Regions from separate parts of the Homo sapiens genome. Here all the other regions are linked to region 3. A link is a loop called in an ENCODE intact Hi-C map of the cell type or tissue named here. Cell type or tissue: heart right ventricle. All regions are shown on one strand.

Evidence for each region. Peaks named below come from ENCODE experiments on the same cell type or tissue, not always from the same donor. Only the 100,000 strongest peaks of a DNase experiment are listed, where the experiment ranks them.
Region 1: a loop joins it to region 3, with 2.8 times the contacts of the local background. A loop is called at or near these places in 21 of 110 quality-filtered maps.
Region 2: it touches region 3 in a loop (7-fold over the local background); 43 of 110 quality-filtered maps call a loop at or near these places.

The regions. Positions count from the first base shown.
Region 1 is chr15:85,482,026-85,490,025 of GRCh38, forward strand. It overlaps AKAP13 (A-kinase anchoring protein 13), which reads left to right. Exons shown (of 37, transcript NM_007200.5): 2 at 3,685-3,728. The coding sequence starts at 3,696. Among named protein-coding and RNA genes, the nearest start is that of AKAP13, 110 kb to the left of the region's middle. In heart right ventricle, a CTCF peak has its summit at 4,116 (motif pointing right); a DNase peak (open chromatin) is centred at 4,098; H3K27ac peaks cover 1,379 bases.
Region 2 is chr15:85,411,430-85,419,429 of GRCh38, forward strand. All of the region lies in intron 1 of AKAP13 (A-kinase anchoring protein 13), which reads left to right. It also overlaps the pseudogene FABP5P9. Among named protein-coding and RNA genes, the nearest start is that of AKAP13, 35 kb to the left of the region's middle. RefSeq lists enhancers at 1,213-1,714, 1,668-2,867, 1,715-2,214, 2,089-2,383, 3,723-4,222. In heart right ventricle, CTCF peaks have their summits at 2,117 and 3,241 (motif pointing left); a DNase peak (open chromatin) is centred at 2,242; H3K4me3 peaks cover 2,026 bases; H3K27ac peaks cover 4,865 bases.
Region 3 is chr15:85,327,930-85,335,929 of GRCh38, forward strand. No RefSeq gene overlaps it. Among named protein-coding and RNA genes, the nearest start is that of MIR7706, 49 kb to the right of the region's middle. RefSeq lists enhancers at 1,658-1,847, 1,908-2,237, 2,439-2,608, 3,291-3,370, 3,461-3,770. In heart right ventricle, a CTCF peak has its summit at 3,364; DNase peaks (open chromatin) are centred at 1,766, 2,207 and 3,362; H3K4me3 peaks cover 1,160 bases; H3K27ac peaks cover 7,112 bases.

The DNA.
Region 1 (8,000 bases), 150 kb after region 3:
ACTCTGACCAAAAACTGCCTTCCTGTAATATGCTCCTCCCTTTAGAACTCAGTTCTTAAGTAGAGTTTGTTTAAATGTATAAAATAAGTTAATGCATTATATGCAGCGAGGTTTTGCATCAGAACCCTGAGTTCTCAATGTTGTGGCAGGTTTAAGTGTCTAGAACACCTTTTAGCTGTTATTTCTATTACTTGCTTTTTTATTTTTGGGGTAAATGATATCTTCTCAGGGAGGCCTTCCCTCAGCACCATGTTTTAAAGGGCATCTCCCTCATTTGCTATTCCTTCTTCTGTTTTATTTTTCTCTATAGAATTTGTTACTGTGTGAAAACTATTTATTTTAATGTTTTATTTACCTGTGTTACCCCTAGAATAATATCTATGAAGGTAGGGATTTTTGTCTGTTCCTTCTGTGCCTACAGAGTCTTGAGGAGTATGGTGTCTGGCACATTGTAGGTGCACAATGACAGCTGAATTAACAATGTCAGGGAGAGTTTGTAGGATGGGGCTCGAGGTATAGGGCAAGTCAGTTTTTAGATTTGAGGTCATTAGCAGGAGATCCTCTTACGATGTGGGGGGAAAAACACACGTTTTAACGTCAGACTGGGTTTGAATCTGGTCTCTCCAACTTACCCTTTGACCTTGGTGTTAAATGATTTAACCTTTGAAAGATCAATTTTTTTCACTAGTGAAATAGGGGAAATAGTATCTTTTTAGTGGGGATTAAATGTAATATCAAATATAATGCTCTGTAAATGTTAGTTTTGTCTTTCCCGTTGTGTGCCAGCATTGTGGAAGTCTGAAAGCAACCTGAATTTACCAGTCTGTTTCTGGAGCCTTCTGGGGTCATTACTTTGATTACTTTTGACAGATACATTCTTTTCAGCAGCCTGTGTTGCCAGCATAACAATGACCTGTCCCTTTGACCAGTGTGAGGGACAGACACTTTGTCATCCCTCTTTTAATCCTTGTATCAGAACAACTCTTACGAGTTCTGGTTTTGAAACATGTTTAGAGGAGTTTATAATTCCGAACAGTTCAGATGACATCAGCCCTTTCTTAGAGCCCTCTAAGTTTGCTCAGCTTCCTCATTCCAGTGTGGCGGGAACCATTCAGTTAAATTGATGTTTGTGGTCTTTACACATAGTCATCCGAAGTTTCTTGCAAATCACGAAACATCAGAGGGCTGCTAAGTCACTAGTTTGTCTCTGTAGATTTCTCTAATCCAGGCTTGTCCAAACCGTGGCCTGCAGGCTGCATGCAGCCTGTGAAGGCTTTGAATGTGGCCCAACACAAATTCGTAAACTGTCTTAAAACATTGGCTGGGCATGGTGGCTTACGCCTGTAATCCCAGCACTTTGGGAGGCCGAGGCGGGTGGATCATGAGGTCAGGAGATCGAGACCATCCTGGCTAACAAGGTGAAACCCCGTCTCTACTAAATATACAAAAAATTAGCCGGTTGCGGTGGCGGGCGCCTGTAGTCCCAGCTACTGGGGAGGCTGAGGCAGGATAATGGCGTGAACCCGGGAAGCGGAGCTTGCAGTGAGCCGAGATTGCGCCACTGCAGTCCGCAGTCCGGCCTGGGCGACAGAGCGAGACTCCGTCTCAAAAAAAAAAAAAAAAAAACACCAAAAAATCAGCTGGGTGTTGTGGCGGGTGCCTGTAATCTCAGCTACTCGAGAGGCTGAGGCAGGAGAATTGCTTGAACCCAGAAGGCAGAGGTTGCAGTGAGCCAAGATTGTGCCACTGCGCTCTAGCCTGGGCGACAGAGCGAGACTCCATCTCAAAAACAAACAAACAAAAAAATTATGAAATTTTCTTTTTTTGCAATTTTTTTTAAAGCTTATCAGCTATTATTAGTGTTAGTATATTTTATGTGTGGCGCAACACAATTCTTCTTCTTCCAGCGTGGCCCAGGGAAGCTACAAGATTGGACGACACTCTTTTAATTTTTGTGGCTTAACAAGGTGTTAATTCCTGTATAAATTTCACTGATATTTCTTCTGCTTGATGCAGGAACACTTGACAAGTTAGTTAAGGTAGATTGGTCCATAAATTTATAGGTTCTTTCATTCCCATGTCCTAGGCAAGTCTGAGCAGGCCCTGGAAAGCTGATTAAAAGGCCAGTGAGCACAGTGAGCTTAATTGTAAATTAAATGGATATTTAATACATTAAGAAGGCACTCAAGCCTTTCAATCTTTCATTTTCATCCATGCTTGCTGTTTGAATCTGATGGGCTTGAAATTGACTTTGTTCTTCTAAAAATGTTGGTTGGTTATTGCTGCCTTTCTCAAGCTTGGTTTTCAGTGTGGATTTCTGCAGATAATTTTTGCACCTAAAAGTACAAAGTCATTAAGTGAAGATAGTCAGGAAGGAAAGAGTGCCCTGAGCCAGGAGGTCTGTTATAGCGCATGGGGTGGACCAGAGAATGAATGGGCATGGGCATGGAGGTGGTTCAGTCAGTGTGGGAAAGCCACTTGCTTGTCAGTTTTCTACTGCGTTGTCCAGCAGAACACGTTGAAGCTTGGGGCCTGCAACTGGTGTGGAGATGATTGCATTTAGGAGGCTGATGTAGATTTTTTTCCCTCTAAGTGTGTGTTAACTGCCTTTTGGTGAAGTCTTGATCCGAGACATACACAACTTGATCTGTGAGGATTGTAATATCGAGATGGTTCTGTTATTTGAGTTAGGCATGGCTAGGCTACCAAGGCATTGCTTTTCAGTCCCAACAGTTGGTCATTTCAATTTCAGTGAGGCTTTTGTGATTTGTTAGAATACAAAGTTTGTTATTTTGTCTGTGTTTTTGCATGTATGAATGACACTTTATACTGTTATTTTGCTGGTTAGTATGTGCCTTCATTTACCTATTGTGAGTAAGAAACTTCCTCAGATCAAATTATAGTAAAGTCACTTGGTTCTGTTTCTCTGACTCTTAAGAGATTGAGATCACTTTATACTCAAACTCAGGGTGTTTGGTAAAGGACCTACCCTTCTGAGCATTTATAGCCTAGATGAAGTCCTGGTCCAATCACCAAGTTAAACTTTTAAGAACATGCTATTCTTAATGTTCAGGAATTCAACCCTGGAAGCCTTCTCTAAATCTTAATGAGATTTTTATGAGAATTCATTTAGTGAACATAACAATCAGGGAATCCAGCTATTAACTTTGAGGAGGGTCATGCCTTTTAGTGGTTAGAGAGGCAAGCTGTAGCCTCCCTTCTCAGAGAAGGGGAATTGAGGAAGAGAGTTCTAGTGGTCCCTTGCAATCCTCCCCTCACTTTCCAGGCTCCCTAGTAAGACTGCAAGAAGTCCCTGAGTAAACAGCATTTTGTGAGTTTGAGGGACTACGTAAAAATGTAAGTGAACATACAATGGTTTTGCTTTGATAACTGTTTTAAATATCCTGTTGGTTGTTGAAACTTCTGTGACAGTGAAGCCTTTTGTCTTTATTTTTCAATCGGAAGATCTTTCTTCCCCACTTGAAAAGATTGAGTCTGGGATCAATTCCTGACCCCGCTTCCTTCCTAAATCTCTTAGTGTATAGCATACAGCTGGGCATATGGTAATCTCGGGCACGGGATTGTACTCACAGAGCTATGCTTGACACCTAGGACTTTAGGTGGCTTATATATTTTCGGTGACAACTTTTAATTTTATTCTCATTTATTCCATTTCTGTTTCAGTGTCCTGGGTCATGAAACTTAATCCACAGCAAGCTCCCTTATATGTGAGTAAATCATGAGATTTCTTATTATTTTGTGTTTATCTGTTCTGCTTACTTGTTATAATAAGCCACACTCTCACATGATAGATCCTCAAGGAAAATTTTAACCATATGTCCATGAATATATTGGTGTAAGACACTTCAGAAATTGAGTTTGATTTAGTAAATACTAAATGGCTAATCTGTGCATGGAAATGAAAACAAATAATACCTGTAAGACTTGAGAGTTAATTTAGTCAGGGTAATAGTATGCATGTATGAAACAAATTGTCCTGCCAAACAGTACTGTAGCTTCTTATTTTTTACCTGCAGTGCATTCCTGTAAAAGTAGTGTGGAGATCCTCCTACTGCCACTGTGATTTACCTTATGTTGCCACTAGGTGGCACTATGTCATTGGCAAGAGTACTGTTTTCTTTAGGACTCATCTCCCTAAAGTGAGGGACTTCCCTCATTCAGTGGGTTGTCATTTCACTTTCTTGATGCTATCCTTTCAAGCACAAAAATTTTCAGTTTTGATAATGTTTTGTTGTTGCTTTTTTTTTTGGCATCATATCTAAGAAGAATTCTTTGCATAACCTAAAGTCACAGAGATTTATTCCTATGTTTTCATCTAGGAATTGTATAGGTTTAGTTAGCTCTTACATTTAGGTATGTAATGTGAGAGTTCATTTTTGTGTATTTTGTAAGGGAAGAGTCCAACTTTTTTCTTTTGCATGTGGATCTCCAGTTGTTCCAGCACCATTTGTTGAAAAGACTGTTCTTTCTCCCATTGAATTGTCTTGGGCATCCTTGTTGAAATTGATCAGAAGTGTGAGGAATTTTTTCTGGACTCTGAAGTCGATTCCTTTCATTTAGGTTGTTTTTGATTTCTTTCAACAGTGTTTGGTAGTTTTCACTGTATAAACTTGGTACTTCCTTGAAATTTGTTGCTTATGGTTTTATTCATTTTGATGGTATTGTTAATTTTGTTATCTTAATTGTTCAGTTCTTTTTTTTTTTTTTTTTTGGATGGAGTCTGGCTCTGTTGCCCAGGCTGGAGTGCAGTGGCGCGATCTTGGCTCACTGCGAGCTCCGCCTCCCAGGTTCACGCCAGTCTCCTGCCTCAGCCTCCCAAGTAGCTGGGACTATAGGTGCCTGCCACCACTCCTGGCTAATTTTTTGTATTTTTAGTAGAGACAGGGTTTTACCATGTTTGCCAGGGTGGTCTCGAACTCCTCACCTCGTGATCCACCCAGCTCCCAAAGTGCTGGGATTACAGGCGTGAGCCACAGCACCTGGCCAATTGTTCAGTTTTTGATTGTTCATTGCTTATATATAGAAATACTGTTGATTTTTGTGTACTGATCCCTGAAACTATAGCCTTGTGTCAGAGATGAGTTACAAACTATAATCTAACTTGTTTGGCCACAGTTTTTAAGTGGATGCCTTAGGATTTTCTCTGTACAGGATCAAGTGATCAGAGATCGTTTTCTTCCTTTCCAATCTGGATGCGTTTTATTTCTTTTTCTTGCCTAATTGCCCTGAGAAGCATGTCTGGTACAACATTGAATAGAAGTGGTGAGCGCAAACATCCTTGTCTTTTCCTGATCTTAAAGAGAAAGCATCCAAGCTTTCACCAGTAAGTATGATGTTGTTAGGTGTGGGTTTTTCACAGGAATCTTTTGTTAAATGAGGACATTCCCTTCTATTCCTAGTTTGACTATTTTTATGATGAAAACATGTTGGATTTTGTCAGGTGATCTTTCTGTGTTGAGATGGCCATGTAGGTTTTTTTCCTTTCATTAATGTGATATATTACATTGACTCAATTAAATAGTTTTTATTTATTTATGGAGATGGGGCCTTGCTCTGTCACCCAGGCTGGAGTGCAGTGACATGATCATAGCTCACAGCATCGTGGAACTCCTGGGATCAAGGGATCATCCCACCTCAACCTCCTGAGTAGCTAGGACTACAGATGTGCGCCACCATGCCTGGCTATTTATTTATGTATTTATTGAGACAAGGTCTTGCTCTGTCACCCAGCCTGGAGTGCAGTGACATGATCATAGCTCACAGCATCGTGGAACTCCTGGGATCAAGGGATCATCCCACCTCAGCCTCCTGAGTAGCTAGGACTACAGGTGTGCGCCATCATGCCTGGCTATTTATTTATGTATTTATTGAGACAAGGTCTTGCTCTGTCACCCAGGCTGGAGTGCAGTGGCGCGACCATGACTCACTGTAGCTGCGATCTCCCAGGCTCAAATGCTCTTCCCACCTCAGCCTCCTGAGTAGCTGGAACCACAGGCATGTGCACCCATGCCCAGCTATTTGTATTTATTTTTTGTAGAGACGAGATCTGACTATGCTGCCCAGGTTGGGCTCAAGTGATCCTTCCACCTCGGCCTCCCAAAGTGCTGGGATTACAGTATGAGCCATCCTGCCTGGCCTGTTTTAATTTTTAGAGATAAGGTCTTGCTGTGTTGCCAGGCTACCTTGGTTGAATTTTTAATGTTAAGGCAACCTGGCATTTCTGAGGTAAGTATCATTTGATAATGCTGCACAATCTTTTTTATATGTTGTTGGATTTGTTTTGAAAGTATTTTGAGGACTCTTGTGTCTATACATAGAGATATGTTCTATAGCTTTCTTGTGATGTCTTTGTCTGGTTTTGAGTATTAAAGGTTTTTGGTTAGGGAACAGTTGTAAATAAGTAGTTGTGTTATACAGAAGGATGGCTTCCCCAAATTTATTCACTTCTTAATCCCTAGAACCTGTGAATATTTACCTTACATGGCAAAAAGAACTTTTCATACTTGATTAAGTTGAGGATCTTAAGATGGGAGCTTATTCTGAAATATCTGAGCTTCCCGTTGTAATTACAGGAGTTCTCATGAGTGAGAGGGAGTATCAGGAGAGTCAGTGGTCAGAGATTTGAAGATGCTACACTGCTGGCTTAGAACATGGAGGAAGGAGCCCATGAGCTACGGAATGCAGCTCTAGAAGCTGGAAATAGCAAAAGAACACTTTCTCCACATAGAGACTCTAGAAGGAACACAGCCCTGCTGGCACCTTGATTTTTAAACAAGTGAAAGTCATTTTGGACTTCTGACTTCCAGAAATGATATATGATAATAAATTTATGTTGTCTTAAGCCACTGAGTTTGTGATAATTTTTTGTAACAGCAGTAGAAAACTAATAGAGTAGTAGTTTGAGAAAATTAGTGATAAAGGATACTTGGGAAGGAAAGGATAAATGCAGTTAGGTCAGTTAGAAACTCTCTGATCTTGCCATCATGGAGCCTGAGAACTTTAGAGTTAGTAAATACTTTAGCTAATATATGCTTCAACCTCTCCCTTTTAGACATGAGGAAACGAGGTCTGAAGATGTTGTGATAAGATGGCACAGCTAATTGGTGGTAAATTGTGAATTGAACCTTTGTTTTCTGGACTTAAGTCATAGAAACCACTGTAAACCTTGTTAAGCTTTAAAAAGTTTCATTCTGTTAGGGAAGCACAGCTCAGTTCTGAGTAACATAGTTAATACACTAAGTGCTTTGTATATGTTTGTGTTTAATTGACTTGAGCAGGCTCTACTGAAGAATACTTCTTTAAACTTCAGGATTCAAGTATGTCCATCAACAGTAATACTTAATGGGGCAATATGTTATCTCCTTTTTAAAAGGAGAGTAACAGTGTATTGGATTCTCAGTGAACTGAGTCAAGTTGCAGGGATTTATGCTGTTTTGGTGAGGAAAAGTAGCTGTTTTATGATGGCTCATTGAGCAGGGTGGTGGGGGAAGTTCTCTGCACCTGGACAAAGAAATAAGCAAGAGAACAAAGACTGTGAAGATTTTCATTTAGATCATATTTGGGATCTGCCAGGGGTGAGTATCATCATTAGAAGGGAGAATATTGCTGCTAAATAAGGAAAAACACTGTACCCGGAGAAGAACTTTTATCTGTCAGTTAAGACAAATAGGCTGGACTCCAAATAAATATTTTAATCAGACTTTGAATAAAGATGTGTCCAGAATACGTTGCAATAGTTAAAAATGTAAGGAAGGTTCCAAAGTGTACAGGTGGCAGTACTGTTGGATGTTTCAATTAAGCTCTTTTAATGAATTATTTTCAATGAAATGTTCACCATAAAATGTGCAGGACCCTGGCCTGAAACTTTGGAGACCAGTAGCTCAATATGGCTATGCCTTGGTTTTCCTGTCTGTTAGCTCTGATTGCATGAGTACAACCTTTATGTTAGGCAAGCTAGTTACATCACTAAGTCGGGTTTT
Region 2 (8,000 bases), 84 kb after region 3:
AAGGTGAACTAACTGCTTTTTTTTTTGAGATGGAGTCTTGCTCCGTCCCCCAGGCTGGAGTGTAGTGGCACGATCTCGGCTCACTGCAAGCTCCGCTTCCCGGGTTCACGCCATTCTCCTGCCTCAGCCTCCTGAGTAGCTGGGACTACAGGCGCCCACCACCACGCCCGGCTAATTTTTTGTATCTTTCGTAGAGACAGGGTTTCACCGTGTTACCCAGGGTGGTCTCGATCTCTTGACCTCGTGATCCGCCTGCCTCGGCCTCCTGAAGTGCTGGGATTACAGGCGTGAGCCACCGCGCCCGGCCAACTAACTGCTTTTTTAAATGAAACTCCATTTTTATTTGAAGGGAGGACTTTGATAAGCTGTGGTTATCCAGAAATTGGTTATTTGGCAGATACCTTCTTGAAAATAAAGCAAGCCTTTACTTCAAGGAAGTAGTGGAGTCTTTGTTGCCAGTGATAAAATTTGAGTTTGCAAGTGAAAATCAGAAGTTTGGAAAATATGTATTCGCCACCATGAGCTTGACAGCTTTTCAGTATTTAAAAGCTTTATGAGTAAAGTAATGATATTAACAAATGTGATTTTTGATATTGTATAATGAAATGTATCTACATTTGGAAGATCTGCATAACTCAAGGAACCAGTATTTTCACAAATGATCAATGTATGATGTTACAGCAAAAATCATGCTTGGGTAAACGATTCATTCAAAGTGAAAGACCAGTCACTTTTAATGTAACAGAGTACAAAACGGTCATTGATACAGTTTCAGATTTCACATTGTGACTAACTCTTTAAGAAGCTACCACTTGTCAAGTTTTGGTGTAACATGGAAAAAGAATATTAACAACTATCCCAAAAGACTATTAAAATACTACTCCTTTTTCAAATTGGGTATCTATTTGAGGCAAAATTTTAAAAATGTACTTCCCCAAACAGTGTAACCGTTTGAATGCAGAAGCAGATAGGAGAATCCAGCTGTCTTCTATTAAGCCAGACATTAAAGAGATTTGCCAAAATGTAAAACAGTGCCACGTTCTTATTTTTGTTTTGTTTTGGAAAACATAGTTATTTTTCATAAAAGTATGTTTATTTGTAATGAGTTCATGGAATTTTAAAATGAAGTAATATTTTATAAATTTTTCAGTTTTAATTTCTAATACAATAAAGTACCAATAAATATAACCCACATAACAAAAGCTCTTTGGGATTCTCAGTTTTTAAGAGTAAAAAGGAGGGAGCTCAGGCAACCAAGAACTTTCAAACCACTGATTATAGCTTACAATGGATTGAAATAAGCTGATCCTCATGAAATACTTTAGTTTCTTATTTGAAAATCTTTATAGAAACAACACAGAGGAAAATAATTAGTATCTGCTTTCATAATGCTGAGTTATATTTATTGGGCACTTAATATGTGCCTGACACTGCACTGAACACCGTACCTATATTATCTCCTCTAACCTTTATCTTATCCTGCAACGTATATATTACCTTAGTTTTACAAATCAGGGGGCTAAGGCACTGGCGGGTCAAGTAATTGGCCCAAGCTTATTTAAGAGGTAAGTAGTAGAGCTAAGTTTTAGACTTAGTTTAAGTTGAAATTGAAAGCCTGCGCTTTTCATCAGGATGTTCTGCTGCCTCACAGAAAAGTTTGTAAGTCGGCACTGTGTCCGCACTGCTAATTGATCCTTAGGGAAAAGTGCAGAATGCTGTTGTCTGAAGATTGTTGATGCAAGGTTGAGCAGTGGCTGAAGATCCTGCGCATGTTTTCTTTTTATCCCAGGTCACGTAGTCTTGTACTGTTTTGTGGAGCTGGATCTTTAGAAGGTGGTTCTTTCAGAACTTCAGAACAGACCGTAACTGGAAGACTGTGGGCTTAGTTTCTTATGGTTACTAGTAGTTAGTATGTGAATCTAGCTCAAGGTTGGAGAGATTTTTCAGGATGGCTGTAGTTCAGTTGTCGTTGCTTATGCTAGTTCTTTCATTTCATTCAGGGGTATAGAAACTTTAGATTGTCTGAAAATGTTATTTTCAGGAGTTTTCCCATTGGGAGACAAGGAAGTGGGGATGGAGTTGAAGTCAGGTGAAGGTGAAGAGAATAGCACCATTGCCCTGACCCCTGGCTTTTGGGTTATTGTGCTGCAAGCATCAGGTGACTGAAAAAGCAAACATGAAAGTAGAGATTCAGAGAGGGGAAGTGACTCAACCCAGGCACCCTGCACAGGAACATGTGTCATCACGGTTTCAGCTCCGGACGGTGAGATCGCAGTGTGTTCTCAGGCCCTTGTTAGGATTCTTAGCACAATAGTTGTTTCTGCTTGGTGGGTTTGTTGATTGAGAGCGCCTCAGAAGCATTTATATTCACAGTATCCCACGTGCCCTACTAACTCAACTTTATATTACATAGACAGCTACTTTAAAATTGTCTTGGTACATGTATTTTGAAATTTATATGAACAGCTTTATTTACATTATCCATTATACTCCTCTATTAAAGAATATATGTATATTTTAATTATACTTTTTTATACTCATTCAACTTTCATTGTTTTCTCCAACCTTTTTTACCACCTCAGTGGAAATGGAAATGAGAGTACCTGTTATAGCCTGAAAAGCAGAGGAAAAAAGGTGTAACTCTTTTTAAGGTTTTTCGTCATGTTTAACTTATGTGTTATTCCCAGATTTTTCTCCGATGTTCATACTGTCTCTTGAAACCAGTCTTCCTTTTTTTCAGCACTATTGTGGCCTGTGTATAATTGGTACTTGTCTTTCAGATTTGTATTCTGTAAACAGGCTTTGACGGGGCAAATTTAAACTGTTGTAAAGATTGCCTATTCATTTCTAATACATGTTTTGTGGTAGAATTGAATTGCTGATTGTGTGAAGGGTTTTTGAAAATGAGGGACAAACAAAATGAGAACTTATGAATAGTAGCACAGTAAAAAAAAATCCAAGAGGAATAAGACCACCGTGCTTTCTTTTTTCACTTCTGAACTAGTCAATAGCTTTGTATTCTGGTGATAATTAACAAGGTTTCTATACATACACAAAAATGAGGGGTAGTGAGATTTAGATGATGATATAGAGAATGAAGATGGGAAAAAATCCTCTTGGTATTAATACATATGGTATAGGTACAGAGTGTTCCTTTATGTGTATAATTTGAAAAGGGTGAGGGAGCTCCAAAATAAGATAAGGAAGTTGGTAGACTACATGTTTTGTTAATTCTTATGTTAGAGTGCCTTCTCCTGGTGTGGATGCATTTCTAAGATGAATAGTTAATTTGTTCTTGTTTCTTTTTCAAAGTCTCTTTGAGCAAATGACAAATTGAGATGTCCTAGCTTTAAGGAGAGACCATTGACATTTGCCTAATGCCTTCTCTTGTCTTAGGCTTTGCCTTGTATTAAAGAAGTATATGACTGGATGTGACTAAAATGGTCTGGGAGGAGGGTTAGTATTCTGTTTTCTAAAATGGATTCTGGGATTGTTATATGCAATTGGTGCTTTAGGATGGGAGAAAATCACCTAAGTGTAACTTCAGAATGTGAGAAAGTGTGACCTGTCAACTGTTTTGGTTGGGTTTTCTATGTTGGAGTGGTTTGTTTCTTAAATTTTGCTCTCAGGTTTGGGGTGGTAGTGAAGTTACTCTGAAAATTCATAATTTTTCTATAATTAGTAACAGCATCCCAGGAGTTTCAGAGGGAAATACCTTTAAAAAAAAATGAGATGTGACAGCACGCTGCCACGCCGACGCAGACCCCGCTCTGCACGCCAGCTCGCCCGCACCCCTCATGGCCACAGTTCAGCAGCTGGAAGGAAGATGGCGCCTGGTGGACAGCAGAGGCTTTGATGAATATGTGAAGGAGCTAGGAGTGGGAATAGCTTTGCGAAAAATGGACACAATAGCCAAGCCAGATTGTATCATCACTTGTGATGGCAAAAACCTCACCATAAAAACCGAGAGCACTTTGAAAACAACACAGTTTTCTTGTACCCTGGGAGAGAAGTTTGAAGAAACCACAGCTGATGGCAGAAAAACTCAGACTGTGTGCAACTTTACAGATGGTGCATTGGTTCAACATCAGGAGTGGGATGGGAAGGAAAACACAATAAGAAGAAAATTGAAAGATGGGAAATTAGTGGTGGACTGTGTCATGAACAGTGTCACCTGTACTCGGATCTATGAAAAAGTAGAATAAAAATTCCATCATCACTTTGGACAGGAGTTAACTAAGAGAATGACCAAGCTCAGTTCAATGAGCAAATCTCCATACCGTTTCTTTTTTTTTTTTTTTCATTACTGTGTTCAATTATCTTTATCCCAAACATTTTACATACAGCTATTTCAAAGTGTGTTGGATTAATTAGGATCATCCCTTTGGTTAATAAATAAATGTGTTTGTGCTAATAAAAAAAATGAGATGTGTATATTGATGATTATCTTTTAAAAAATAATGGGAGGTTTATGAGAGAGCTGGTGCACTTAAAGCCTGGTGGTTCAGTACGCATAACCCCTAGAGCTCAGTTTTCATGGATCAAGGCAGATTTGTAAATAGAAGAATAATGAGTCAGTATGGTAAATGTCAATGGGAAGATTCGAATGAAGTGAGATGGGAGCACAGAAGGATGGAGCAACTATATTTGCTTTGAGGAGTCAAGGAGGGAAGGACATTCTAAAATTTTGAGAGCATTAAAGAATAGGTTACTCTTTTATAATTGTAGAGTTTATTGTACTATGTATTTGCATAAATGGACACATAATATTTAGTTAAATACCTCTATTCATTGTGCAGTTTATGTTTAGCACTGTGCCAGGTTCTTGGGGAAGGAGTTAAAAAATAAAAGATGTCCTGTTTCAGTACTTTCTTGGGAGTGGGGCTACTATGTGAACAGCTTGAGTAACATTTTGTTCAAGACTCAGTTGTGGGTAGCCAGGTACTGTGGTGGACTGGTGCTTTTGTTAAGTCTGGTTTTTTTCCTCCCTGCTGGTAAGCCACTTTAGAAATGATCAGTTTCATTAATGTAAAGTCATATTTTATACCTCTACGCACTAATTCCCGTGGACATGACTGGTAGCTACGATAATTTTTGGGACTCCAGTGGTCAATGAGTATGTCTCAGGTACTTAATTTCTTCCATGGCTAACTAGTTTTTAGTGGGCAAAAGGAAATTTGAGAGAAGCTGCATAATTTGCTTTAACTTGCAGGGTGTGTTAAGTATTGAATCACATCTATTATGATTATGGAATTTTGGTGTGTGTTTGAATGTCAGAGATAGTGTTAAGGTCAGAATTCTGCTGAAAACTGACCCATCTGAAAACCAGTATGTTCACTCCATTCCACTCTTCAGCAAGGCCATAGTTTCCCTATCATGGTTCATTTCTCCTTTTCCCTGCCCATTAAAGGTAGCAAATTTTGGAGGTTCTTACACATTTGGGGTTCTTAAAATTGTTCTGTAATGTGTAAGCTCGGCTGTCCACAAATGATTATAGGATTGACATTTGTTATTTGGTGGAGTTTGATATATTAGAGTAATATAAATGTGTTATGCTTCAAAATGAAATACGGGATTTTTATTCACTAGTTTGTCTTTGTTTCATTCCTTTCCAAAAGAAAATTAATGCTTAACTTGAACAGCTGATTTTTTGCATTGTTTCCCTTAAAAGCTTGCTAGCATAGGAACAAAAGGTAACTTTTTTCTTTGCCTTTTATTGTTTTCTGATTGTTTGATATTAAGTTTTGGATTGATATTAGAAATATTAATAGTTTATCCTAGGCAGGAGCCAGCTTTCTTTAATATGTGCCAGATGAGCTTCCAGTAGTTTTTAGACTTTGAGATTTTAGAAACCTCATTTTCAGGGATGGGTGACTTCACTGCTTTTTCTTTGTCTTAATTTAAAATTGGTATGTATGACCAAAGGAATCTTTCTGATACTCACTGGTCCTTTTTGGTGGAATCGAAATAGCGTATGAGCAATGGGCGTTTAAGTTAGAAAATATTCGTTTATGTAAAAATTAACCAGAAATTACTGGAATGTAGTATTGGTCAAGGTTGTAGAGTCAAGTTAATCAGTATGATTAATGGGTATTAGGAATGGAAATGTTGCAATGTAATGACAAGTCATGAATTGTTAAAAGAACAATCTGTTGTTAGCCCATTGATAAACTTTGTGAGATACTTATTTGAGAGCAAAGTTTGAAATCTTTCTTTTGCCGATTAAACATGACTGTCATTTTGCCATTTTCTGCTGTATTCCAACCATTACGTTCTAAGTGCTCATTTATCCTCACCAGGAGCCAGTGAAGAAGGCGACATTATTCTAGTTTTACAGATGGAGAAATGCAGCTTATGTATTAAGCAGCTGATCAGGCAGCACAAAACCAAGGAAGTTATTAGTACTGGTAATTGAACCTAGATTTGTCTGGCTCCAGTCCAGTACTGTCCAGTAGAAGTATAATATCAGCCACTAGGTAATTTAAAATTTCCTAGTTGCTACATTAAAGGAGAAGTTTATTTTAATATTTTAATTCAATATATAAAAGTTCATTTTGACGTAATTATAAAATTGAGATATTTTACATTTTTACATTCTTTTTGTACCATCTTCATTATTTATTATTATTATTATTATCATTATTATTATTATTATTATTATTCTGAGATAGGGTCTGTCCCTGTTGCCCAGGCTGGAGTGCAGTGGCAGGATCATAGGTCACTGCAGTCTCAATCTCCTGGGCTCAAGGGACCCTCCTGCCTCAGCCTCCCGAGTAGCTGGGACTACAGGCGTGCGCCACCATGCCTGTCTAATTATTTTATATTTTGTTTTGTATAGACAGGGTCTCACTTTGTTGCCCAGGCAGGTCTCTAACTCCTGGGCTTCAGACGATCTTCCCATCTTGGCCTCCCAAAGTGCTGGGATTACAGGGGTGAGCCACCATGCCTGGCCTTTTGTACCATCTTCAAAGTCAGTGTGTGTATTTTAGATGTATAGCACATCTCAGTTCAGGCTGGCCACATTTCTTCAAGTTGAAATGTGGCTAACCCAAATTGAGATGTGGCTGGTGGCTCTATAATGGGATTGTGTAGCCCTGATACCTGTGCAGTGGCCAGTACTATAAGCGGTAAAGAAACCAAGACTTCGGTTTTGCATGTTGTTGAATTATTTAAGCTTGTAGCATATAATTATAGCCACTAGTTTAATAAAATCAGTCATGACAAAAAGTGATAAAGTAGCCTTGTCATAATGCAAATATTTGGTTGTCTTTCCCATATTTACAATTTTTACTTCTCTGAACAGGAGATGATGTAGGTTAAAATAAAATATTTAAGTAGCATTTAAAAGGCAAATAATTGCATTTAGTCTAGAGATAAGGAATCAATCGCATAGTTATCATTAATAATAAAGACCACAAGTGGCTAAGACCACTTTAACCACAAAAAGGAGACAGTTGAAATATTGTACATGGGTTTAAGTATAGATAATTAAATTCAGCAGTCTGCTTATAGTACCTGCTGTGTGCTGGGCATTGTTTAGATGTTCAGATGTTAAAATAAGAAATGGATTCTGTGCTCAAGGATGCCACCCTTAAGGGTTTAATTAGAGCCATTATTTCCAGAACCATTAATTAGAACCATTATTTCCAGAAAAATTTGGTGGTGATGGGAAGAGTCTTTGTATATTTTTGAACATTCCACAGTGGACACTGTTTGCTTTAAGTATAATCTTTGTATCATATCATCATAGGATTTGTAAAATTTTCAAACTTCTTTGCAAGTACTTTGCAAACTTCTTTGTATGCATTAAAAGAATGCGTGGTTCTGAGAGATTTAATTATGGCAGCCTCAGGGCCACTTTATAAAATGCTCTCCTTTTGATACTCTGTGAGTTGCCATTATGTTGCCCCATTTCTATTCCTGGTAAAGACTCACCGATCATACTGATGAACTTGATCTGCATTTTGGACTGAGCTTAGTCATACAAGTAACGTGGCCGC
Region 3 (8,000 bases):
AGTATTTGAATTTTCTCCATCGATTGCCATCTTATCTCTGCCTTTATTGGTCCACCTTCTAATAGCTCCACTTCACTTCCTATTTGCTGTTTTTTCTCTGCTATGGATTAAAAGCATCTGATAAGAACCAAGCCTATGAGCGAGGGCCTGAGTATTTTACCTACAAATCGATTGAGTTTTAGGAGCTGGCCTTTGTCATTTCATTCCTGACAAGTTCTCATGTGATGCTGATGCTGATCAAGGAGCCACACTGTGAGAACTTATTAGAGCTTCCCTAATAAGTCATCTCTACAAATGCAAATATTTCTTCCCTTAGTGCAGGAAGCCAGTTTGAAGGCTTCTAAATATACCTTCGCTTTGAGAGGATGTTTGACCTAAAGGAAAGGATGCTTCCTTTCTCCTGAACAAACCCCTTTAGGGCCCTATTTTCATCTTTGGAAATTTTCTAAGTATTCAGTACAGTATCATATTCCCTGCCCCCAGATTTATGTCACCTACTTATTGGATGGATAAATAAATAAGGGTTGTATAAATGCACATAAATGATTGAGCACTCCCCATAAGCTGGATACTAAGTAGATGTTTTCATCTGTCATCTCCTCTAATCCTCACACACACCTTATGAGCTGGGAATGAATAGCTCATAGTCCAAGCTCAGGAGGGGAGAGTCAATGACCCACTCATTCAAGGTCATAGTAAGTGGCATAGCTGAGATTCCAGCTCAGATCTTCAGACCCCGAGGCCAACGTGCTTTCCATTAGACCACAGTTACCGCCTTATTAAGAGCAAACCAAATGTTGGGGTGCAAGGAAAGATAGCAATTCAGTTTTTAAAAAGACAAATCCACAGCAAGCATAATGGCACCTCCACCCTACACCCAAACCCATGGTAGACGATGTTCTTTCCTGCTGCATATGAACAATCTCAGATCTTTTTCTCTAGAAGCCGGAAAGAATTAGAAGAAGCACAGAATATAAACCCACATGACTTAGCTTCACTTATCTGGAAATTTCACTTGGTGGTGTCTCACTGAGAAACAGTTCACTAAGGGCCAGGTGTGGTGGCTCATGCCCGTAATCCTAACCCTTTGGGAGGCTGAGGCGGATGGATCACCTGAGGTCAGGAGTTCCAGACCAGCCTGGACAACATGGTGAAACCCCGTCTCTACTAAAAATACAAAAATTAGGTGGGCACGGTGGCAGGTGTCTATAATCCCAGCTACTCAGGAGGCTGAGGGAGGAGAATTGCTTGAACCCAGGAGGCAGAGTTTGCAGTGAGCCGAGATCGCGCCACTGGACTCCAGCCTGGTAGAGGGAGACTCTGTCTCAAAATACGTATATATATATATATTTTTTTCTAGCATGAGAATGATGAAACTCTTCTTAAAACATTTTATTTTCTTTTTCCAAATAGTTGTTTCTAACTATAAAAGTAAAACATGTTTATTACAGAAACGTTTGGAAATTACCACAAGTATGAAGAAAAAACTTTCTTTCCCTATGGGGAAGGTAGACATTCTGTAGAACTGACAGATTCTACCTTATCTATCCTACACCAGTAATTCTCAACCAGGGGGCAATTTTGCCCCTCAAGTTGACATCTGGCAATGTCTGGAGGTATTTTGGGTTGTCATAGCTTGGGAGTGCTGCTGGCATCTTGTGGGTAGAGTCCAGGGATGCTGCCAAACAGCCTGCAGTGCACAGGACACTCGGCCTCCTGGTCAGCAAACTGTTAGGCAGCCCAAGATGTCAGCGGCACCACGGTTGAGAAACTGTTTTAGATTACAGCACACGTAAAGGAAGGATTTCTGGTTCCTTGCAGATGTTTGCTGCCTCTCTATCACATTAGTAAAATTAAGTTGAGGGAACTGAAACTGCTGGCTTTGGGTCTGTTTCTGGGTGCGCACACACGAGCTGCAGAAGTCTCACTGGTTTCAGTTATCTCTGGCTGCAGAACTTTTTTGTTTTCTTCCAGCCCAGACGACCTGAAGAAGCATAGATGCTACCCATAGATGAACGTGGCCTTTGGCTCTGCTCACACAGTTTCTCTTTAATCAAAGAAAGACCACAGTAAAGGATATTTACAAGGAAAGGGAAAGTGAAAGGGCGCGGAGAGAAGAGCAGAATCACCAAGGAAAACTCCTCCTACCATGGTCTCTGCAGCCAGCCTCCTTCTCACTGATGTCGGTGTTCTCACGATCCTTTTGCTCCTATTATTTAGTGACCTCGCCACTCTAAGTGTGGTGTCCAGTGCAGCAGAATTAGCACCACCTGGCATCTCCTTAGAAGTGCACAATCTCAGCCCTCCCCAGACCCTCGACTCAAAACTCTGCATTTTAACAAGATGCCCACGTGATTCATCGTATGCACGTTAACATTTGAGAAGCACTGCTCTGAGGTTTCCAAAAGGCAAAATAAAACTGCAGAGTGAACAGCTGCAAAACAGATGCAAAGTTAATCACGTGGGATCACATACGACTCCTCCAGGGGATTTATGACTCTCTGTGGATGGTAGCTGGTAATACAGAAAACAGAAATTTGAAGGAATATGTGGAAAAAAGTAAATGCTGTGCTGCAGCCCTTTGAGTGCCCTAAAGGGATTCACCTTGAGTTAGAGGAAATGCCGTGCCTAACCCCTGAAATAGTTTCATGTACCCTATGAGAGCTCAAGTGTTTGGTGCTTTTGTTTGGGGGGTTTGTTTGTTTTCATTAGGGAACAGAGAATTTATACTGGTGTTCCATGAAAGAAGAGAGATCTATTTGATTAGTATTTCCAACATAGCATTCCACAATACCAAAATTTGTAAGAGGAGTTGATATACGTTTTTAAATAACCTAGAAAATAAGTTAAGGCGAATGGGTCCGGTTCAACTTCAGGTCTGCTTTCAACCTACTCAAATTGGATTGATGTTGTTCATTCAACAAATATCAAGTCTCAGGATCTGTGCAAAGAAGAACTTCAAGGAAAGCAGCCACTAACAGCTGCAAACCCCTGCCATCGCTGCAGACAGCCCATGACAATCGAGGTGGGGAACAGATCTGCTGGGGAGGAGGGTAGGGCCGAGGGCGCAGCTACAGGAAGGAGCAAGGGGGAGTTCTGCACGCCCTTGTGGGTTAGGAAGCTGAGCTCACTGCAGAAATCAGCCTGGTCCTGAACCCTGGACCTGAGCTGCGTGGGGTACAGGTTCAGTCTGACTCATGCACTGGCCTGCGGAACAGACCACAACTCTGCCTGGTGAAGGTTTTCAAAGAACCATGTCAGCAAGTCCTGCTGCCTCCTCAGGCTCCGGAGCTGTGGCCCAGTTTAAGGTGAACAAGTCCCACAAGTCCCACAGGTCTGACTCCCATGACCATGTCCGGAAGCAGCCGCTAGAGGCTGCACTTGGTCCCTTCAAGGAAGAAACGAAAGGGCCTGAGCAAATTTGCAGCTGGCTTTGTTCTGCCTGGAACACTCTGTTCTTTCCTCACATCCTCCCGCCCCGCTGAGGGCTCTCTACACAGGCCTGCAGGAGATCACATGCCAGCCTGGAAGTTAGAGCACCCCGGGGCCTCTAAGTTACCAAGGGAGAGCTGGATGTGCCAAGTGGCCTCCTAAGGGACACTGCCTGGGGGCAGAAGGTTTTGGTTCTCTGATGAGAGGCAACTGTCCTCTGACTTCACTAGGATTCTGAAGCCCAGAGAACCGATTCAGAGAGAGGGCAATCGAGCGAGATGGAGACAGAATGGACCCAAATACTGTCCAAATGTTCAGTGTTCAGTGAGCCGGCTTCTGTCACAGTGAGGTACCTGAGGCGGGGACTGCTCCCCGGGAGGGTGAGTGGGAGTTGACTCTGCAGGGGGAGCTGAGTGGGGAGAAATCAATCAAGCAGAAAAGTGAAGCAGAAGTTTCTAGAGGCTTGCCCCACCTACCAGAGGAGTGTTCAGAGGTGCTTGAACTCTTAAGGTCACTGGACATTTTTAACTGGGGTGAGGACTCGGACAGATTCACAACAAGGCAAGCAGCAGAAAGTGGCTCCTGAAGTGCTTCTTGAGAAATGTGAGCCAACACATGACAATCACACACAACACCTGAGAGATGCTGGCATTGCTATAGGGAAGGGGTATGACCCACCCTTTGGGAGCACCCATTCCCCCTACCCCGCCCCGCTCTGTGTTTAGTGCTTTCTACGTTCCATTGTTAGTGATGTTCAGTGACCTCACAGCCCGGTGGGGCAAATATAAATATCCCCATTTCTCTAATGTGGAAAGTAGGACTGGAAGAGGTTAAGTAACTTGCCAGGGTCAGCTGGTAACAATGACAGAGCTATGATGCTTGTTTGTTTGATTTGGCTTGTAATCAGGTAATATAGTCATATGATTCAAAAATCAAAACCGTAGAAAGGGGGCCAGGCGCGGGGGCTCATGCCTGTAATCCCAGCACTTTGGCAGGCCAAGGTGGGCAGATCACCTGAGGTCAGGAGTTTGAGACCAGCGTGACCGACATGGTGAAACCCCATCTCCATTAAAAATACAAAAATCAGCCCGGCGTGGTGGCATGTGCCTATAATCCCAGCTACTGGGGAGGCTGAGGTAGGAGAATCTTTTGAGCCCAGGAGGTAGAGGTTGCAGTGAACCAAGATCATGCCACTGCATTCCAGCCTGGGTGACAGAGCATGACTCTGGCTCAAAAAAAAAAAAAAATCAAAACTGTAGAAAGGTATACAATACAAAGTCTCCTGTCTGCTGACCCCCGGATTGTCAGTTTCCCCCATCTGTCTCCTTGCCACAAACACAGGTAACCACCATTTGTTCCTTGTATACTTTTAGGATTTCTTTTTTGTTTGTTTGTTTGAGACAGAGTCTCTCTCTGTCGCCCAGGCTGGAGAGTAGTGGCACTATCTCAGCTCACTGCAAGCTCCACCTCCTGGGTTCACGCCATTCTTCTGCCTCAGCCTCCCAAGTAGCTGGGACTACAGGCACGTGCCACCACGCCTGGCTAATTTTTTGTACTTTTAGTAGAGACGGGGTTTCACCGTGTTAGCCAGGATGGTCTCGATCTCCCGACGTCGTGATCCGCCCGCCTCGGCCTCCCAAAGTGCTGGGATTACAGGCATGAGCCACCGCGCCCGGCCACTTTTAGCATTTCTTTATGCATATTCCAGTTAATAGAGTACAAAGTCTTATTTTTCTCCATTTTTACACAAAACATGGCATACCGTGCATACCGTTCCATGCCTTGCTTTTTTTTCTTTCAGCACATAAAGAGCTTGAGATCAACAAAATATCTTGAGATCTTTTCATTACCAGCACATAAAGAGCTTCCTCATTCTTTTCATTTTGCAGCTGCACAATATTCCATTGCATGGACATACCGTAATTTAATGGAGCAGTCTTCTGTTGGTGGACATAGGGTTGTTTCCCGTCTTTTGCTACTATAAACAATGTTGCAGTGAATAACCTTGTACCAGCATCATCATGCACATGCCAGAGCCAGGAGCCCACATCTATCTGGATCTAAATCGTCTAGGTTCTCTCTACCCCAAAGCTGACACAGGACTGATCATATGCCAGCTTTGGTAGATAAATGCTCATATCTCTCTTCCCACTCCCACCCTCTATCTTCCTATTTTCTTTTCCTGTCTGTTCATATTTGAAACAACTACAAAGACTCCAGACGGAGAGTTCTTGCCATTTTATCTCTTTCTGTGGTTGCTTTGCTTCATTCTTTAAATACCGAGTCTGACTGTAACTGGGCTGTACCAGAGACAAAATCTACAGATGTTCTTCTGCATAAACATGGAATTTCAGCTACCAATGGGATCACAGTGTCTCATCCATGTGCCAGGGAAGTGCAAATCCTGCATACTGTAGCCCACAACAGGCTTGGATCCCAGCTTAGAACTGGAAAAAGACCTGCTAGAGGCAGCCTGCTGCTACGGAAGCCAGCATTTGTCTCCGTTTCTGGCTGTTGACCTAAAGGGACATTAAATGAATAGTGACAACATTAGGCAGGTCCAAGAAAGTCTATCTCTGGGAAAGAGAAAATCCATCACCCAAACTTTCATCCTTGTCATCTGTGGTCATTTTGTCATTATCTATCTATCTATCTATCTATCTATCTATCTATCTATCTATCTATCTATATTTTTTGAGTCAGAATCTTGCTCTATTGCCCAGGCTGGAGTGCAGTGGCACAATCTCTTCTCACTGCAAACTCCACCTCCCGGGTTCTAGCAATTCTCCTGCCTCAGCCTCCCTAGTAGCTGGGAGTACAGGCACCCCCCACGCCCAGTTAATTTTTGTAGTTTTTTTAGTAGAGACGGGGTTTCACCATATTGGCCAGGCTGGTCTCGAACTCCTGACCTTGTGATCTGCCCGCCTTGGCGTCCCAAAGTGCTGGGATTACAAGTGTCAGCCACCGCACCTGGCTTATCTATATTTATACCTAGATTTTCAGACTCACCTTTTTGGCTTTTTATCCCTCAAAATAAGATTTGGCAATTAGAGAACTCTAAAATAAATAAATAAATAAATAAATAAATAAATAAATAAAACTGGACGTAGGTTGTTTTTAGTCATGTGATTCTGACTATCGCCTGCATGGTGGACTGAGAGATGGGTTCACTCTGTTTTGGAGACATTTCCACTGGACTGCTCTTTCTTGAGCACTTACTGCATACCAGTTGCTCTGTTGATGAAGGATATAAGGCCCAGGTGCTCCTCTCCAAAAGCAGATTCAGACACTTACCAAATATTTTCAAGGCAGAAAGAGACATCACTTCAAAGTAATATGGGCTATGATATAGGTAGAGAAGCATGCCCGGGATCTCCTTGAGAGGGGGTACTTAGCCTAGACTGGGGAGAGAGAGGAGGAGAAGCAAGCAGTTCAGGGAGGCTTAAGATGCTTGAGGCCGGGCACGGTGGCTCATGCCTGTAATCTCTAGCACTTTGGGAGGCCAAGGCAGGTGGGTCACAAGGTCAGGGGTTCGAGATCAGCCTGATCAACATGGTGAAACCCCCTCTCTACTAAAAATACAAAAATAAGCCAGGTGCGGGGCCGGGCGTGGTGGCTCACACCTGTAATCCCAGCATTTTGGGAGGCCGAGCTGGGCAGATCACGAGGTCAGGAGATCGAGACCATCCTGGCTAACACGGTGAAACCCTGCCTCTACTAAAAATACAAAAAATTAGCCAGGCATGGTGGCGGGCACCTGTAGTGCCAGCTACTCGGGAGGCTGAGGAAGGAGAATGGCATGAACCAGGGAGGTGGAGCTTGCAGTGAGTCAAGATTGAGCCACTGCACTCCAGCCTGGGCGACAGACTGAGACTTCATCTCAAAAAAAAAAAAAGTGGGGTGTGGTGGCGCATGCCTGTAATCCCAGCTACTCAGGAGGCTGAGGCGGGAGAATTGCTTGAACCTGGGAGGCAGAGGTTGCAGTGAGCCGAGATTGTGCCACTGGAAAAAAAAAAAGATTCTTGAGTAAGCCCTGAGGAGCCAGCAGGAGGTGCTCAGGCAGGAAAGGTAAACAGCATGGCCAAGAGCAAGGGCCAGAGCAAGGAAATAGTCGCCAAAATGTAACTTATTTTTCTAAACACCGGAAAAATGAAATAGCAAACTAGTAGCCCACATGAAGCAAATTTCAAGGGGGAAAATGGAGATAAAAATTCCTTAAATATCAGCCGTTCCTCTGATCTTTTAGACAGGTCGTCAGTAAGAAGCTCACCCTGATCCTCTCCACCAACCTCGGGAATGCTTTAGCAGAGAGGGTTCCAGACGAGCTTCCCACAACGGACTCAGCCCTTCTGTTTCTTATCTCTGACCTTTGACTGTTTTCTGCTAATTACAAGGAAGGCCTGAGCTTGCATTTTTACAACTGCCGCCAGCACTCAGAACTCATACAATCCCTCTGTATTTCCTTCCAGCTGTTGACTATCAAAAGACAAGTCAATAGCCTCCTGGAATCCTGTAGGATGGTCCGTTTTCCCTAGGAATGGGGATACCATGGAAAGACTGCAAAGCCC